Linked DNA regions of Homo sapiens: region 1 is linked to region 2. Evidence: chromatin contacts called from ENCODE Hi-C or POLR2A ChIA-PET data. All regions are on one chromosome and are shown on one strand. The core of a region is the stretch at or near the end of the contact, and the rest is flanking DNA. Distances in the headings are between cores, read along the strand shown. Region 1 holds the start of MYSM1 (Myb like, SWIRM and MPN domains 1). Region 2 overlaps LOC112268263 (a long non-coding RNA gene).

What was found. A loop is a pair of places that touch in the nucleus more often than their neighbours do. ChIA-PET counts read pairs that join two places held with the same protein, here RNA polymerase II (POLR2A). Pooled maps may share reads with other maps.
Region 1: a pooled map shows a loop between it and region 2 (3-fold over the local background). The contact joins the promoter of MYSM1 here to the enhancer-like site in region 2. A Hi-C loop is called at or near these places in 3 of 168 maps with a recorded cell type or tissue (CD8-positive, alpha-beta T cell, IMR-90 and mammary epithelial cell) and 11 of 50 pooled maps. POLR2A ChIA-PET finds 5 or more read pairs at or near these places in 9 of 52 experiments (A673, BJ, H1 and 6 more).

What each region holds. Positions count from the first base shown.
Region 1 is chr1:58,697,891-58,702,289 of GRCh38, reverse strand. It overlaps MYSM1 (Myb like, SWIRM and MPN domains 1), which reads left to right and starts at 2,228. Exons shown (of 20, transcript NM_001085487.3): 1 at 2,228-2,305. The coding sequence starts at 2,238. RefSeq lists enhancers at 2,054-2,463, 2,674-2,733.
Region 2 is chr1:58,752,845-58,757,144 of GRCh38, reverse strand. All of the region lies in intron 6 of LOC112268263 (a long non-coding RNA gene), which reads right to left. Among named protein-coding and RNA genes, the nearest start is that of JUN, 29 kb to the left of the region's middle. RefSeq lists an enhancer at 944-2,143. Within about 2 kb of position 1,589, at least 28 of the 41 ENCODE cell types and tissues checked have a DNase peak (open chromatin) inside an H3K27ac peak, as active enhancers do; they include CD8-positive, alpha-beta T cell, HCT116, IMR-90 and 1 more, where a contact is called at or near this core.

The sequences.
Region 1 (4,399 bases), core at 979-3,478, 55 kb after region 2:
ATCTTTTTTTTTTTTTTTTGAGACGGATTCTGGCTCTGTCGCCCAGGCTGGAGTGTGGTGGCGCGATCTCCGTTCACTGCAAGCTCCGCCTCCTGGGTTCGCGCCATTCTCCTGCCTCAGCCTCCCGAGTACCTGGGACTACAGGTGCCCACCAACACGCCCAGCTAATCTTTTGTATTTTTAGTACAGACGGGGTTTCACCGTGTTAGCCAGGATGGTCTCAATCTCCTGACCTGGTAATCCACCCGCCTTGGCCTCCCAAAGTGCTGGGATTACAGGTGTGAGCCACCGCGCCCGGCCAGCCCATTACATCTTTTTAAGAAACCCTAATTTTGCTCTAAATTAAATTCAACAGACATCTTTAAGTGCCTACTCTGTTCCAGGCATGGTGTTACCAGTGGGACTGGTTACTGGATAAGCCCACTGACAACAGAAGCAGCACTCCCATGGTGGCCTGAGAATGGGCCCTAGCAGTGTTTGGTTTCTGAACTGGGCTCTCCCTCTTTGCAATTCTTTCTCTCCATCTTTTGCCATCATATTCAGAGTGCAGCCTGAGAACAAAGGTGAGATGGGACAAATTGGGAATAGTGTGAGAAGTGAGGTCATTTAATTAATTAATTAATTCATTCATTCCTCTGTTCAATAGTTATTGAGCACCTGCTATGTGTCACTATGCTGAATATTGGTAGTGTAAGGACTAGCAGACGTGGTCTTTGTCCTTAAGGAATTCACAGTCCAGTGCAGAAGGCAGACGGATGAAAAATTACAAGGTGTGAGTGATAGCTGCTAAGGCAGGGGAATGCAGAAGGGTTTTTTTTTCTTTTCTTTTTTTTTGAGATGGAATCCCGCTCTGTCACCCAGGCTGGAATGCAATGGCGTGATCTCGGCTCACTGCAACCTCTGCCTCCTGGGTTCAAGCGATTCTTGTGCCTCAGCCTCCTGAGTAGCTGGGACTACAGTTGCCCACCACTACGCCCAGCTAATTTTTGTATTTTTAGTAGAAACGGGGTTTCACCATGTTGGTCAGGCTGGTCTCGAACTCCTGACCTTGTGATCCGCCCTCCCTGGCCTCCCAAAGTGCTGGGATTACAGGTGTGAGCCACCGCATCTGGCTGTCAGTATCTAATTTCTTGAGAAACTATAAACTAGACAGAAGTGGTGTTTATCCTCCAATTTCTAACAACATGATTGTTACATGGTGAGCACTCAGTAGAGGGTCAACAAAGCCTGGATTCTACTCCTGGCTCTGTCTTTGAAGCTACCTGTCCTTGGACAGTCATTTCAGCTCTCCAGGCCTCAGTTACCTCACCTGTAAAGTATAACTGGTGATATTAGCTCTGCCTACCTCACTGGGACACTGTAAGGATTAATGGTCATGAGCGTGATTTTTAAATTGCAAAGACGTCTACAAAATAAATTACACAATCATAAGTTATATTCTTAAATATTTGTTGAATTTTAAAATAAAAGTTGTTCAGCACTTAGGTGAAATGCTGAACGACTTCACATAAGTGCTGCACGACCCTTTTCTTTAAAAAACAAAGAGAGAGACTTAAATAACCAGCAGGTATGCAACCTTCAGTTCACAAAGCGGGTCTAGCTTGACTTTTTCATCAGTCCAGAAAGATACTGCTGTTATCCCCATTTTATCAGTGAGAGCAGTGAGGTCCCAAAGAATGTGTGCAAGAACAGAAGCTCTTAGAAGCTCAGGAGGGCCCGGGCGCGGTGGCTCACGCCTGTAATCTCAGAGCTTTGGGAGGCCGAGGCGGGCGGATCACCTGAGGTCGGGAGGTCGGGAGTTCGAGACCAGCTGGGCAACATGGTGAAACCCTGTATCTACTAAAAATACAAAAATTAGCCGGGCGTGGTGGCGCATGCCTGTAATCCCAGCTACTTGGGAGGCTGAGGCAGGAGAATCGCTTGAACCCGGGAGGTGGAGGTTGCAGTGAGCTGAGATACGCGCCATTGCACCCAAGCCTGGGCAACAAGAGTGAAACTCCCTCTCAAAAAAAAAAAGCTCAGGCGTGGGCCACTTCCCAAGGTCTCTACATGTCAACAAGTTAGAAAGGACCAAGCCCCAGGCCTCTGGGGGCGCCTTTGCTCTGGAAACCCCGCCTCCCGGCACGGGAGGGGCCGGACGACGCTTCAATCCCGCCCCGTGACGCGTTAGGCCCTGCCCCCGGGCCATCTTCGTCTCGCGGGATCTCTCGGGAGGACGGACGGGGTCAGGTCCCATCATGGCGGCTGAAGAGGCGGATGTGGATATCGAAGGGGACGTGGTAGCGGCGGCGGGGGCACAGCCAGGGTGAGGCTTAGAGACCGGGTCTCTCTGGGGCGGAGAGGGGAGTGGATTGAAGGAGCGGGCCCTGGGAAAGCTGCAGGTCCGGCAAGGGAAAAGGGAACAGAAGACTGTCCCCTGGGCCAGGGTCTCTTGTTGGCCTGGGAGGCACCTCGCCCGCCGGCTTGTCCCAAGCCCAGCGGGCAGGGCGGTTACCTGGAGCTCAGGTACTCCTGGGTCGCTTTCACCTTTTGCCGGATGCTGTGAGGGCACCGATTTCGCCTACCACATTGCGTTTGATTTACATTTAGATTCCTTCTTCCGTTCCCTCCTTTTCAGGATCTCATCGACAGTAACTAGAACAAGAGCGGCTACGGACGAGACCTGAGGTCAGGGACTCTTGTTCTATGGCTTGCTAGCCGTGTGACCTTGGGCGAGTCGTTTCATCCCTTCTTCCACATGGGGATAGTTGTAAAACTTCCCGAGAAGCAGGTTGACTTAAATGGGCCAGGTTTTAGAGTTGGACAGTTCTGGGTTTTCCTTCTGCATTTGCTCGCCCTACCAGTTAATAGCAATGTGACCTTGGGCAAGACACTTAACTTGTCTGAGCCTCAGACTGCTCATATTTAAACTGGGAGTCATGATATGTAATTGGGAGGATCAAATGAAATGATTATGAGATATGCTTTAGCATACGGTAGGTGCCCTCTGAATGTATTCTTTACCATCCTGTTACCCTCGGGGACAGTACTGTGAGAATCCAGTAAGGGATCACATTTTTTAAAATACCTGTTCCAGCAGAACAAACAGCCCAGTGTGATTTGACACAGAACCTCCTTTGACTCCTTGCTTTCTGAATCAAAAATGAGTCTCCTTTTAGTCATGAAGAGTCCTAGACTAGCCAGGAATCAGAAAGCCTGAGTTCTAAAGTCAGCCAGCTATGTTGTTTATAATTATGTACAATTTCCTTAGAACTGTATTAGCTTGAACCATATGAAATTGCCAATATTTAGACCATTTTTGTTCTATAAAGCGGCAACTTCATGTAGTTCAGCCTAATATTAGGGCCTCTGTGAACAGGGGAGAAGTACTAACCCAGCGCTTGAGGCACTAAGATAGTGTGTTTAGAAGTGTATCATGAACTCTAAAGCCCTATAAAGACGTGAGGGGTGATTAAACTCATATGGTCATTGTCCCTCAAAGCTTTGCAGATGAGTAGGGAGCCCTTAATAACAATACTTGTTGACATTCATTTAGTGTTTAAATCTTGACCAAGTGCTTTTGCATGTTTGATTTAATTTACTTTTCGCAACAAGTTAATGAAATAGGTTGGCAGGGATACTTATCTGCAGTCTAGAAAGAAATGAGCTGGCCTTGGAAACACTGAAGATTGGTCACCTGAGGGCATTGGCTGTATGCTTCTTCCATAGATTTATCTTTCTGATTGTGTTTCATTTTTCCCCTTTTCTCTTTCTTCCTATTTTAGTTGAGGCCTAGGTCTACTGGTGGCACTTGTGGTAACAAGCAGGATTACAAAGGTTATTGGTTCCTGATGATGGTTACAATTATTGTCTTATACAACCCCAAGGAGTATCATTAATATTATATTCTGGGCCAGGCATGGTGGCTCACGCCTGTAATCCCAGCACTTTGGGAGACCGAGGCGGGCAGATCACGAGGTCAGGAGATCGAGACCATCCTGGCTAACACGGTGAAACCCCATCTCTACTAAAAATACAAAAAATTAGCTGGGCGTGGTGGTGGGCGCCTGTAGTCCCAGGTACTTGGGAGGCTGAGGCAGGAGAATGGCGTGAACCCGGGAGGCAGAGCTTGCAGTGAGCGGAGATCACGCCACCGCACTCCAGCCTGGGCAACAGAGCGAGACTCTGTCTCAAAAAAAAAAAAAAAATATATATATATATATATAGTCTGATAAATAGTGTCCAGTGGTGTTGGAGCTCCAACCGTATGGAATTTAGTGTGATGGTACTCTCTGAAGTATGTAGTTACAGTTGATATTATAGCATCTGTGAAACCGTTGAGAATTAATTTAATAGACACTTTTAAGCACTTGGTAAGTGCTAGATGTCAAAGTTAGAAGATGGTATTGAAACTTTTGGG
Region 2 (4,300 bases), core at 340-2,839:
TCAAAAATGTTCTCAGACCTGGAATCTTAACTGGGGCCAAACAGTACACAGCCTAGTGCATAATACCAAGATCAAACTGACTGGGACAACTATGGGAAACTCTAGGACATCCCCTAAACTGTCAGCATATCCCACACACATGTTTTCCTTGCCTTCACTGCCAACCAGACCAGGAGCCAATATCCCAGGACCAATCATAGCACCATTTATGGAATGTGTTCTGTGTTCTGAGCCTTATGCTGAGTATTGTACTTGCAATGTTTCAATTAATCCTCACACTAGATCTAAGATAAGTAATCTTATCTCCTTTTTACAGATAGGAAAACTGAGGCTTAAGGAAGGTTAGGACAAAAGTTAAGGAACTAATGGTTCATAAATGATGGGCCAGAGTTTCTATTCCAAGTTTATTTGACTATGATCTTGGGTATTATGATGCCTCTGTAAGAATTATTTTGCAGATGAGTCCCATGAAGGAAACTGACCTACCTGCAATCACATAGCTAGTAAGCACCAAAACTGGGATTATAATCTATGTCTCTTCAAGTCCAAAGACATGCTCTCCCTGTGATACTGTGCTACCTTCCCCAATCCCGTAAGACTAGTTTCTGCCCAAGCGTCCCTTCCCTGAGCTCAGAGCCTGCTGTTGTCCCTAGCCTATTGTTGAATGGCCTGGATCCATGCCTAGCTCTTCTTAGTTTCTTTCCCTGGAATCTGGGTTCCAGATTTTGTCCTTGCTGATGGGACACCTGCTGAGGAAGGACAGATCTTCCCAAAAGATGACAGATCCCTACTTGGTTCCAGAGAATGCAAACAAGAGTTCTCACTTCAGACACATCTACCTTTGAGAATGAGCACCAGACTAACCCATTCCCTTGTTTTCTGTGTTGGATCTGTTAAGCTGCCATGCTCCAAAATGCTGAGTGGGGTCAAGAGGTTGTTCTCCAGCCTGCCTTCTTGCAATTTCATCCTCTTGCTAATTCAGGCATGTTAGAGACCCATAATTCTCATACTCAGGCCTGACCGATAACAAATATCAGCCGTTATTTTTTTTTATGCTTCTTCATTTCCAATTGTAAAAGTTGTATGCTCATTGTTTTATTTCCCATTGCTACGACAAACCCTTCCTCTCTATAGCAGTGCTACAGGAGCATAAAGGGAGCAGAGTTGCAGATGGCATATTGTAACTGGCCTTAAGTACAAATTAAAAATCCACCTACATGGTCAAGGGATGCTACAACCAGATCAATTTGCAGATAAAGGTGCTCATTCAAGCTGAAGGATTTAACAGAAAAAAAGCAGACTAAGAAACAGAATATTTAAACACTTCAAGTCATTTGCTTGGAAAGACTTTCTGCATCTTGTTGGAGGAGCGAGTCATCTTCCTGTGTGAAGTGTTCAAAGCTCACTTCCGGTGAGTAATGAGAGGGGCATTCAGGTCTGGATGCAGCCACTGTGCACGTGGTGAAGTCCACGGCACTACGGCTTCCTCTTCAGAAAGCAGAGGTGCTGCCTCTTAGGCTCCATAATTCTGGGCTCTTCTCCAGGCCACAAAACAACCAAAGTTTCTAAGGGCATATGCTGATGGCATCTGCCAGCTCTCTATCCAGTGCAACTATGGCTGTCTGTGACTCACAGTAAGCTCCACCGGAAGCCTTTTCCATGTGTTTCTGTGCAGGCTCTGTTGGCTGAAATTCGTGCCAGTCCCGAGAAAGGTCTGTGGTTCTGGCAGGCAGCAATCATGTGTTGGAGAGCTGCAAGGACCCAGTCTTAGTTCAGGCTGTAGCTGCAGAAAGGGTAAAAACACAAGCCAGCACACACTGATGTGTATAGTGAATGGGCCTGGACTACCTCAGTAGGCTGGAAAATACATAACAGTAGGTCTGGGGGAGAATGTACATCACATACACAGAAGGCTACTCATTGTCTAAGCCAACAATGGAATTTCAAAAAAGATAGAGAAGACCCCATTTCTCTGAAGCAACAAATCGTGCAGGACAGTAAGAGACTTGTGTTAGAAACTCCCATCCTACCTCTTATCTGGGTTAACCATAAGCCTTCAAATGACCCCACAGAAGCAGCCTGCAAGGGAGATGGTGGAGATGTTATCACTTCTACTTTTCACACGAGGAAACTGAGCTTCCGGGAGGTTAAGTTGCCATAGATCACACTGATAGTCAGCGGCCCCAGAGGATTTGAACCCACATCTGTCAGACTCAAAAGCCACCCTCCTACCTGCTTCAAAATTCATCTTGTTCCGATAAATTGTTATTCAAAGTCACCTGTGTTCAATGCTGGAGCCAAACACCCTTTTGGGGTACTGAATAAAAGAAAGAAAAGGAGAGAGGAAAGGAGTCCTAGCTTTGCTGCTTTTAAACAATGTGGCCTTAAGCAAGTCACTAATAACCTCTCCAGCCTGAATGTTTAATTCTGGGATCACTTTGACAAGTTTATCAGGGGAGATTCTCTTGTGCTATTTCCTTTATTGACCCTGAAAAAGTATAGTTTTCTCACTCAGTCATTATTCATTGATTCCTTCACTCTGTAAACATCTACAGACTACTCAGCGGCAGGCACTAAGGCAGAAGGATAAATAAGACATGGTCCCTGCCATCAAAGTAGTCATGGTCTGATGGGAAGAAAGGCCTACAAAAACAGTCACGTGGCAGTGCACAGGACACAGTGCTCACCCTCCATAAGCACAGACCTTTCTGCTGGTGCAGACCCGGAGCCAGCTTCTCAGCATGCACAGCAGAATGTGCACTACAGCAGCACCCTGCCCTAGGACCATGGGAGCACAGGAGAAGGGGCAATTAACACTCAGTTTTTCATCTTTGAACCACAGTCACTCTCTGAAATTACATCTTAGGGCCTTAGGGCTATTTTCACTGCATGGCACTGTTGGGTGACTCATCATAAATTTAGAGCTGGAGAAGAATGCTGAGATTATTATAATGCAATCCCTCATGTTATAGGTGGGAAAACAGGCCTAAAGAGGTAAGGTCACAGGTAGGAAGAAGTAGAAACTGCTTCTGCACCCAGATCTCTTGACTTCCATGTCTTGCTAATTTTCAGCAGTTATGAGATACCCAAATCTTTTTCCTGTTTTGATTCTCCCTACCTCCTTTCATACTATACAGTTTCATTCAACTAGGTGTAATAATGGAAGACAAGGACTCTGAATAAATATGAAACTTCTCCGTGGGACACTTGAAATTAAAAAAACATCATTTTTTTGGACTCATTTGCAGAAATCTCCAGTGAATGGACCTTGACCTAGCTGAGGTACTTAAGTCCTAGCTAACGTTAAAATCTGCTGCAGATGAATCTCTTTTGTAAAATGTAGTATATGGAAAAAGTCTCGATCTTGGATTTAGGAGGCCTGGATTCAAATATCAGCTTTGCCAATAGGTTGCCTTCAGTTCTTAGGCAAGTTCTTCCCTTCTGAGGACCTCAGTCAGTCCCCTCAACATCAAAGGAGAAGACCAAATCCAATAGAAGCTCCATGAAAACAGGGACTTTGTCCACTGCTCTCTCCCCAGTGCCTTGAGCCACACATAGCACACAGTAGGAACTCAACACATGAAAATGTCTCCAAAGACACTAACGTTCAGAAAATAGGAGTCCATGAAATCATTTCCAAAACTTAGAGTTCATGTCTGTTCGTGTTTTTCCCCTCCCTTTTGTTCAAGGGATGAATGCCTCCCCACCTCCCCCGTCTCTTAGCAACAGCGTGGAAGAGTTGACTGTTCTGAAGCAGTTCTCAAATTGTGTGACCTGGCAGCTGTGCATTACTCTGTGTACTCTAATATTATCGTTTCGGCATCACTCCCCCTCTGCTGTCACTTCTCGGGCCCTTTGCTCAGAACCACCCGCTCAGCTCCTCTGCTCACTTGTTGCTGAAAACACACCCTGATTCCACCTACCTTCACCAAGCTCGCCTGTGCTACTATGCAAGACAATAGAAGACTGGACACCTTCAAGCACAGTAATGTATTTTAACAGGAGTACAAGTGTGTAGTGAGGAGGGGTAGATGTTTTGCAATACTTGGCAAACACCAAATTTGAAACCTGTAAACATTTCCCAAGGTCTTCCATGGGTCACTTTATTGTGCAGTGGATTAAGCAAAAATTTTTTAAAACAAAGAACAGTTACTACCATTTATTGAGCCCTTGCTATGTGTAAGGTAGTTTCACACACTCTTCCCTGCTTAATCTTCTCAACAACACTGTGAGCACCCACTTTTACAGAGAAGGGAATTGAGGCTTAGAAACATTGATTAGCTTCTTCAGGTCACAAAAC